Linked DNA regions of Homo sapiens: region 1 is linked to region 2. A link is an interaction called in ENCODE POLR2A ChIA-PET data of the cell type or tissue named here. Cell type or tissue: PC-9. All regions are shown on one strand.

What was found. ChIA-PET counts read pairs that join two places held together with the same protein. Peaks named below come from ENCODE experiments on the same cell type or tissue, not always from the same donor. Only the 100,000 strongest peaks of a DNase experiment are listed, where the experiment ranks them.
Region 1: POLR2A ChIA-PET joins it to region 2 with 20 read pairs; 4 of 35 experiments call an interaction of 5 or more read pairs at or near these places.

The regions. Positions count from the first base shown.
Region 1 is chr7:131,494,624-131,499,623 of GRCh38, forward strand. MKLN1 (muskelin 1) reads left to right here. Exons shown (of 18, transcript NM_013255.5): 18 at 1-2,009. Among named protein-coding and RNA genes, the nearest start is that of PODXL, 60 kb to the right of the region's middle. In PC-9, no CTCF peak of the experiment used is centred here; no DNase peak of the experiment used is centred here.
Region 2 is chr7:131,622,812-131,627,811 of GRCh38, forward strand. No RefSeq gene overlaps it. Among named protein-coding and RNA genes, the nearest start is that of PODXL, 69 kb to the left of the region's middle. RefSeq lists enhancers at 1,121-1,788, 1,789-2,454. In PC-9, no CTCF peak of the experiment used is centred here; a DNase peak (open chromatin) is centred at 3,120; H3K4me3 peaks cover 543 bases; H3K27ac peaks cover 2,931 bases.

The DNA.
Region 1 (5,000 bases), 130 kb before region 2:
ACTGATCAATTGTAAACAATTTTCTTCCTTACTTACAAATCATCCGTTCAGAAAAATAAAAGTGGACTTCCTTTCCTAAGCATTACAATTAGCCTGGGCAAGAGGTGTTATGATTGTCTTATTCTTTAAGCCGGCTTACTTTTTGGATTTGTGTGAAATGTCTTTTGAAAAGAAAGTAGATAGTATAGTATTAATTAACTACTTTGTATAGTCTTCTGCATAATTTAGAGTTGAAAATAATGTAACATTTTCCTGTGAACAGATTCCTTTATGCGTACATACTTTATAAATATACATACATACACATACACATACATTTTTAAAATGCTCTTTTTAAAGAGATTCTTATCTTGCTCCCACTCCAAAAGCTATGTACAGTTGAGTTATTAGCCTCAGAGGAAGAGTACAGGAAAGCGAAGATGAGGACCTCCTTTTCTTGTGTTGGTCTTGGGAACAAACAGTATTCCGTCTTTCAAATATGGCATATTTCTAAACAGTTTGGGAAAGATGTTAGAATTTTTTAAAAGTCAGCTCTTTTATAAATTGGAAGTACTCAGTAGTCAGAAATTAAGATCCCCTCTGATAGAGATAGATTCTCAAAACCAAAATTGGACTGAAAATTAGATTGAGAAGAAAGATACAACTTCCTCCATAGCCAATAAAATCTGTCTTTCCAAGTCTGCTTATTAATGCTGTGAATCGCTCCTTCTGTTTGTGAAAACATCTCCTGGACTGGAAATGTGGTGCTGTAACCAGCTGAGCCGAAAGTTGGAGAATGTTAAATATCTTATATGGGACTTACGATAAAATGTATTGATGTTAGTGATTGTCAAAATAGGTTTATCATTTAAAAAACTAGGAAATTACTAAGTATAAAGAAGAAAAACCAGTATTAATTAAGTGATGAGACCTGTTCATTTTGTTTTCCCTGACTTATTTCCATTACCAAACATAGTAAAGGCCAGAAAAGATTAAAAAAAAAATTAACACAGCCATTCCATTGTTTTTTACCACATGGAGAAAGGACCAGGCTGGAAGCATATGTCCCCCCACCCTTATTTATATTCCTTTGAGCATTGCCGTTTTCTAGACAGACAATCCGAAAATAATTGTGTTGATAGGTCTGTTTAAGCCTGAACTCTGGGTGTAAAATGTTATCCAGAAGCTATAGGGAGCTGCCTTGCTCAGGTCATTGGAAATTTCAACCCTAAGACTCATTGGAATTTCTAAGTCCGTTATGCACCATTATGGGCATATGGAGCATATTCATACCATGAGGAGGAGTCTTTGTTTATGATGGACTTTTTAATATGGCCATAATTAAACTCACACTCAAAAAGGATGAGCTATTGTCAAAAGCCAAAAGAAAAACAGACAAAATGAACATGAAGCAAGGAGTCCATAAAACAAGAGTTCTTTACCACGTTTAAGCAAATGTCTCTCAAAAAAAATTGTATTTCTGTGCACATTAGCTGAGATTCACACATTTTGCACCTCAGTAGTATTTCAGATGAGACTCAATGTGTGGAGAAAACCGCTAACTTGTTTGGTTCTACTCTTACCCCCTCTTCTGTGGCAATGTGGGGTCAGGGCCGTATCCTAAAGTATCCACATGGTCTTAAATGGAAATCATGGGACTCTGGAAAGCTGGCATGAGCTGGTTGGAGCTTTTAAACAGAAGTGCTTTATGGGTATCAGATCTCTTCTGACATCAATTGTTTCAAATCATTGTTGGGCTCTGTCGTGTTCTGCAATCTTCCCCATTCCCCTCATGATCTCTGGCTTATCTTTTATCCAATCTGTATGGACTTTTTAGGATTTTTTTTTTCTTATAGTACAAATAATTTTCAGATCCCAGCTTTGGTAAATGTGTTAATTCTACTTTGTGAATAAATAAATGAGTGATCTGCTAAAAATGGCAATTGTAGAATTATGTTGTATGTAATGTACATATGGAGAAAGAATGTATTTTGTTCATTTTCTTAATAAAATGTTATATATGGATGCTACAAGATATCTCTTGTATTTGCTCAAACTACTTTTGAAGTGAACTTTTAAAATGTTTTTGTACTTTACAGTTGTGTTTTTTCCCCCAGAAAGGTGAGTTTTATTTAGGCTTCCAAAAGGAAAGTGATACGCTTTCGAAGGGCCTTTGGGTGTTTTCCTTTGAGACGGTGCTCAGATGAACAAGTACCGGCCATGCTCACAAAGTTTCTGCGGGGAGGCTTCCACTTATTTAAAGACCACTGGTAAATTATTTCATGAAATGTTCTTCTATCTACTGTTAATGACCACCCTTATTTTATTTGCTTTGTCCACTTGGACTTATGTTCCTCTTTAAAGGGGATATGCTTGTACAGGCTGGAACTAGAAGGAAAGACTGAACTGAAATGGAAAATTCACTGTAGAAAAGATAGTAAAGGGAGAGAACCTAGAAGTGTTGCAGTTTGGGAAAATTCTGGATCCCTGTCCCCATTAAAGGGGAAAGACACTTTATGGGCCAAATCTTGAAAAAACTAAGCTGAGAAATATGCCAGATAAAAGTCCTGGGTCACTGGGGCCGAGTGGTGGGACTCTTAGTAATGAGATCCCCTCTCTGCCCTTTCCACCTCCTGGTCTGCTTTACATCGTGGCTTTGTGATCATGCATTCTGGAGTGAATTGTCAGCTGATTTTATTCCAAACAGGGATCATGCTTTCTCAGTTTACAAATTGAATAATCCAAACCTTACTGCAGAGCTTTCATTTCTAGGGTGTCCTTTGAGTGTGGCCCTTAAGTAACGTTTCTTTGTGTTCTCAAAACAGGAAAGCATGAGGTGCAGTGATAAGGTAAGGAATCGGCCTTTCCTTGGTCAGTCCTCCAGAGAATTAACTCAAAAGGATCAAAATGCAGGACACTACCCTTGATATATTTGTCACTACCTTCTGGTGGGAAGACAGCAGTAAGTAAAGAAGGCTTGGCCCTAAACACAGATGAGAGCCAGCTGCTCCCAGGTCAAGCACATGTGGAGACTGTACTACAGAGCTTGGAAGTTGCTGCGTTAGGAGCTTCTGCCGCCAAAGGAAGATGACCGAGCATCTAATAGGGAAATGGCTGTGTGCCCATGCTCCTGTAACTTCTCATATAAATGACGACTGCAGAGTCCCTAGAAACGGGGAGGGGGGGGGCGTGGGGGGGGTTATTTTCCCTGTAAATGAAGGCAACATTGGTTTATCACTAACTGTTCAGATTCTGAAGGTATTAATATGACTGGAAAGACCATCTGAGGCTTGTACAGTTCTGGCGTAAGTCAAAATCCTGGTTGATGACATTCCTTCTTTAGCACCACGTATGCTACATCTTCCTTTGCCTTTTACATTCTTAGAGAAAAGGAAGAGGGGACTGGAGACTTGGGCTTTCTGGGGCATAGGGCAGTTGGGGCAGCAGAGGATGATGCCACCATCCTTACTCTACAGCTTCACTATTGTCTTACGGGGACTTTTTTCCTGTGGGCTTTCACCCAGCAAAAGCAGCAGCCGTCAATCATATCCTTGCCAGAGAGATTCTTAATATAGGAGAAACTGTAATAAGGAGAAACTACGTAGAAGTAGCCTGCCTAGCACTACGTTCGTAAGTTTTAATGGTTGGCAAACCCCGAGAGGTGGTTAGGACCCTTGGCGATGTACATAGCAGCATTGTACAGCTGCCCTCTAAACTTGGGACATAGAATGGAGAGTCCAGGAGGAATTGGGAATCCTGGCTTTCATTTCCTGATGACCAATGACTTCTGCATAATATTGCACAACTTCTCTGCCTCATTTCTTCTGTGAAGTAAATACTGGCAGCAGATCTTGTTGGCTAGGATCCTATTGATTTTCTTTTTAGGACAGGGTCTCACTGTGTCATGCAGGCTGGAGTGTAGTGGTGTGATCATAGCTTACTGCAGCCGCCAACTCCTGGGCTCAAGTGATCCTGCCTTAGCATCCTGAGTAGCTAGGACTACAGGCATGTGCCAGCAAAACTGGCTAATTTAAAAAAAAAAAATGTAAAGATGGGATCTGGCTGTGTTGCCCAGGCTGGCCTCGAATTCCTGAGCTCAAGCTATCCTCCCACTTTGACCTCCTAAAGTGCTGGGATTAAAGGCATAAGCCACCATTCCCCACCAAGGTCTTTGAAAGCAATAGATATCTCAGTGTTTATCACTAGTGTTAATTATGTAGCCAGTTCTATTCTTTATTTACTTTTTTCCCTTGTGGTACAGAAGAAATCTGTGATTTGGGAGGGAGCTTATAGGGAAGGTTCTGAGTGACAAATGAGCATAACACATTTAAATTGACAACTGAGCGTGTGTCTTGGTTGGCAGGCAGGGATCAGGGTGAATGACCTACTCAGAAAGAGAATGGGATCTTAGGTCTAACTTGTGGCCCACAATAAGCTGTGGGTCACTCTTAGAACAGTGCACCTCGACCATGGCCAGGGTCCTGTGTGAGTTCCTTGTACTTGGACTCCTTTCTGTATCCTTGGCACCCTCTCGAAGCTAACCTCAAAATTACCCGGGCCCAACTCTAGACCTCTCTTCAGGGTTTAACTGCTTTTCACAACAACTTTCATGGAAGGAAAATCATGTTGTAACAGTAGTTGCATTCTAGAAATGTATTTTGCTGTTGTTGGAACTCTGGCATTAACGTGATACTGAGAAAAGAGTGTAGGACTAAAGAGCAAAAAGAGAATCAAGGCCCATGCTGCCATTTAAATGGTTGTGTGATCAATCTCAAAGAGAATACTTAACTCCTGCATCTAATTTCCCTAGTGGGGACAATTCCTATAAGATAGGTTTGTAAACCTATAGGTTTCCTATAAAATGGTTTGTAAATGGTAAGATGCTAGGCAAGTAGACAAGATTGTTGTCTAGCAACTAAGATTATGGACCAGTTCTACCTGACAGTTTCCCTTCTGCAAGTTTGGAATGATGAAGTTTACCCCTTCCGATGAAGAAGCATGCAGCTGTGGATAATACCACA
Region 2 (5,000 bases):
TTGCATCCCACACCAGTTAAACTGGAAACTCTGGGGTAAGCCCAGGGCAGGGGTATTTTCTAACTTTCCTGAGATGGCTCTGCTGTGCAGCCACAGTTGAGAACCACCGAGGCATCCAGGCAGATGGAAAAAGCTCCCTCCAAGGCAGGCCTTGATAAAGGGTCCAGCATGGAAGAGGACACGTGATGACTCCGAGGGCTTATAGTTGATTAGAAAGAGAGCTAGACCCTGTGCGCAGAGATGGGTTGACTCAATGCGACTTGGGTACTGGAATGCAGAGAAAGGAGGCAGCTCAGGTAGGGTGGGGTTAAGCAGGCCAGTCTTTCTGGAGAAGGTTCTGGAAGCAGTTTTGGGAGGCAAGTCCCCCATCCCGGTGAACGGACTCTTCAGATCCTTGCTAAGGGTTTTCCCAGGGGCTCCTTATCTGATAAGCCAGCCCCTTTGTGACTCTGGCTCAGGATCCCTGCCCACCCCCGGGCCCGTGGGGGTGTGGCTGGCCACTCTTCAGTCACTGCCCTGGCTCTACGGGACACCCCGGCAGGATGAGGCTCCGACAGATAAGACCCGTGCTTGTTAGCACAGCTGTTCTCTGCAACACCCAGCCTTGTTTTCAAACCTGCGGAAACTTGGGTGCGGAAGTGTGACTACATCCACCCAACTTCAGAGTTGGGCTTGGTTCCAAATAAAAGGAAATTTAGTCAGTTTTCCCAGACAGAGGGACAAAAATAGAGTTGACAGGAACCTCAAAGGTTCTGCTGGAGTACCGGGGTCACACCTAGAAAAATCAGTTGGATCTTTGGTCTGGGCGCCCTGTTCAAATGCCCTGTTTAAACTTAAACTCTCAGCATCAACAACCACCCTCAAATCTGCCCCATGTACGTGCTTGGAGATGGTGCTCTAAAAGATTATGCTTTTTTTTTTGAGACAGGATCTCACCCTGTCATGCTGGATCATGCGATGGCATGATCTCGGCTCACTGCAATCTCCGCCTCCTGAGTTCAAGCGATTCTCCTGCTTCAGCCTCCCAATTAGCTGGGATTACAGGCGTGTACCACCACACCTGGCTAATTTTTTGTGTCTTTAGTAGAGACGGGGTTTCACCATGTTGGCCAGGTGGGTCTTGAACTCCTGACCTCGTGATCCGCCTGCCTCGGCCTCCCAAAGTGCTGGGATTATAGGCATAAGCCACTGCACCTGGCCAAAGATGATACTTTCTTTTAAGAAGGTCATTTTGTTTCTTCTGCCTTTAACAGTCCTAGAGTTTCTGTGTGTTCACTGAGCCTCTTTGGGCAATAAGCTTACTACAAGGCTCTGGGGTCTATAAATTATTTGCATGATCAAAGACATCGAACTGCATGATCAAAGAATTTAACTTTTGTATGTTTAATAGAGACTGGACAGGTAACTCGTGCTTGGCTAGATTGGCCCCTGGCAGAATCTGTTACCCCTGGATTCAGCTTTGGGTCCCATCTCAGGTGTCCAGGTCCTGTATGAGCTCCTGCTGCAGAGTGGGGCCTCGGGGCCTCCCGTGGGGAACTTGTTCTGCCTCAATGTTCTGTGCTGAACAGTGTTGACCTCACATGCGTCCTTCCTTACCTCCTGGAGAGCATTCTCCTTTTTACTGCCCTTTCAGCAACTCAGCACTAGCACATTGCATAGGACCAACTGCGGGGAGGGCTCACGTGGGCCCTGGGAAGGCCACTCTAAAGTGTGGAGGGCAGGTTTCCCACCATGCGACAGGCAGAGGTCACACTGCCGTTAGCAGCAGAACTGAGCCTGAAATTCAATCTCCTGATTCCCAGGGTCCTTACCCACCTAGTGAGCTGTGTGCCATGAGGGGGCCCCGCCCATCAAAGGGTCTCCAAAAGCCAGCGATGACATGAAGCAGGAAATGTATCATTAGAGCGGAAAAGAACCACACAGCTCCACAGCTCCATATGTTGGTCAACGGGCCCATACTGTCTGTGGCTTAAATGGGTCAGAGGTGTTGTGGCAGACAATAGAACCATCCTCATTCCTCGTGGAAAGTTTCCTGGGGAGCTCTGGACCCATAATTGAGTTGATAGTAACTGGAAAGGCTAGAGGATGGTGGGATCTAAAAATGCAGCACAGAAGTTCCTAGGGCAAGTGACTTAACCCTTTGGAGCTTTAGTTTCCTCATCTGTAAAGCAGGAACAATGAAAGTGCCTACTTCTGGCAAGGCGTGGTGGCTCACGCCCGTAATCCAAGCACTTTGGGAGGCCGAGGCGGGTGGATCACTTGAGGTCAGGAGTTCAAGACCAGCCTGGCCAACATGGTGAAACCCCATCTCTACTAAAAATACAAAAATTAGCTGAGCGTGGTGGCGGGCAGCTGTAATGCCAGCTACTCAGGAGGTTGAGGCACAAGAACCACTTGAACCCAGGAGGTGGAGGTTGCATTGAGCTGAGATCATGCCATTGCACTCCAGCCTGGGTGACAGAACGAGACTCCATCTCAAAAAAAAAAAAAGAAAGTACCTACTTCTCAGAGTGTTGTGGGGGTTAAGGTGAGATGATACCTGTGGAAAGTGCCCATGGAGCGCCTGTGCACAGGAAACTTCAGGATTCTGGAAAACTGCGTTATTTCTCTCTCTCTTTTTTTTTTTTTGAGATGGAGTCTCACTCTTTCACACAGGCTGGAGGGCAATGGTGTGATCTCAGCTCACTGTAACCTCCGCCTCCCAGGTTCAAGCGATTCTCCTGACTCAGCATCCTGAATAGCTGGGACTACCGGCACCTGCCACCGTGCCAGCTAATTTTTGTATGTTTAATAGAGACGGGTTTTCACCATGTTGGCCAGGCTGTTCTTGAACTCCTGGTCTCAAGTGATCTGCCCACCTTGGCCTCCCAAAGTGCTGGGATTACAGGTGCGAGCTATTGCACTCAGCGAAAACTGTGTTGTTACTTAAAGCCTCTCTCTGTTAGTAGCTGGCCTTCCATTTCCCTTTCCCTGGCCGATCTCCTCTGAGCCCTGGAGGGGCAGGTGTGGGATGAGTTTGTCCTTTTGAGGAGGAGACAAAGACACACAGAAGTGACTTGTTCCTGAGACATGCAGTGAGTCAACAGCTGGGGCGTCCTGGAGCCTGGGTCTCCCTGCCCCCGTGGGTCTCTCTGACAGTGCCCTGAGTTTCTGCCTGCTGCTGGCCGTCTTGGGGCCCTGCCTCCCATCTTGCAGCTGACCCTGGCCGGAAACTCCGCCCCATTGTCTTAGGCCTCGGGAGTCTGGCTGCCCTGGGGTGACAGCTTTCTCCTCTGGCTGAGATAACTCCAAGAGATGTCTATCCGTTCAGGGAAGGGGGAGCCTCTGAGCAAGCTCTTCCCTGCCCTGTGATAACGGCAGACAATGCTTAGAAAGGAGAGCGTTCCATCCCACAGCCTGCCCTCTGCACCCTCCCCCTGCTCCCACCAAACCCACCTCTCCCTCATCCCCCCAAAGGCTTTGATGAGTCTTTGGAAACTTGGGTGCGAGGCTGAGTCTCATTAACTCCTTCAGCACCGTCAGTGCTGTGAGTGTGCAGGTGGGAAATGCGCCCCTCCCTGGGCAGTCTGGTGACCTCCAGGAAGCAGGGTCAGGGCCAGGTGCTTTCTGGGTGGCTGAGGGGAGGTTTTAGTAGGGATGGTTCAATGGCTGTAGTTTTGTCCTAGGAAAAACTTTCTTTGTAGCTGAGCTCTGGAATCAAACAGATGTGAGTTTAAGTTCTGGCTCTATCATGGATGAGCTCAATGGTCTTGGGAAACTTAAGTTCCTCCTCCAAGCCCTGGCTTTCTCATCTGCTAAATGGGGGTACAAATAGCCACCACTAAGGTCATCAGAGGGAATAAATAAGTGATGAATAAATAAATAAATACACGCAGAGAACCTAGCAGAGGGCCTGGCACAGGGAGGCTATTGTGATGGTCATTTCTCCTAGAGCCACCTCTGTGCAGGCCTCGGGTTGGTGGCCTTGTGACGAGAGTGAAGGGGAACACTCTACACCTCACCCTTTACTGGAAAGAGCAGCTTCACTTCCCATGGTAAGTCAGAGAGGTCATCTTGACATGGAAGGAAAAACCCTTTGTTCATTTGATAAATATTTGTTGGCAGGTTACTGTGTGCCGTGCATCGTTTGAGCAGCTCGGGAGACCCAGTGAGTCCAGCCATCCCTGTCCACAGGTTGGTGTGAATGTGCAGGGCTAGCACAGGGGGCTGAGAAGGTAACAGATAAACTAGTGAAAACAAGTAAAAATAATATAACCTCACATAGAGAGGGGGGCTTGGAAGACAAATAAAATGACACAAGGGGTTAGAAGGTGACAGGAGGCCAGGCGTGGTGGCTAGCACCTGTAGTCTCAGCTGCGAGGTCCCTTAAACCCAGGAGTTGGAAACCAACCTGGGCAACATAGCAAGATCCCGCCTTAACAAAAAATAAAGGAATTAGCTGGATGTGATGCCTCATGCCTGTAGTCCCAGCTACTCAGGAGGCTTAGGCAGGAGGATCACTGGAGCCCAGGAGTTTGAGCCTGCAGTGAGCTGCGATTGCACCACTGCACTCCAGCTTGGGCAGCAGAGCAAGACTCTGTCTCAAAAAATAAATAAATACAAAAATAAAAAGAAGGCAACAGGTTGCACGTGTGCTATTTTTGATAGGATGTGCAGAGAAGGCCTCTCTGAAGAGGTGACATCTGAGCAATATTGGAATGAAGGGAAGGAGTGGGCCCTGGAAACCTGTGCCAGGAGTTTCCCAGTCCTAAGGAACAGCATGCTGGGAAGCCTGGGGGTGGAGGTCCAGCTCCCAGGGACAAGCTTGAGGCTGGTGTGAGGACGCAAGACTGCAGGGGCTCAGCACTGTGGCCGCGTCTATCTGGGTAACCTACTCAAACGCACTGAGGAGTCTCTCTCTGTCTGGGCCCAGGGCTCTGCCCGCATGACGGTGACCTCTGTCCCTACACAGGTGGCCTATTGCCTGCGTGTGCACACGTGTGTGTGTGTGTGAAGGGGGA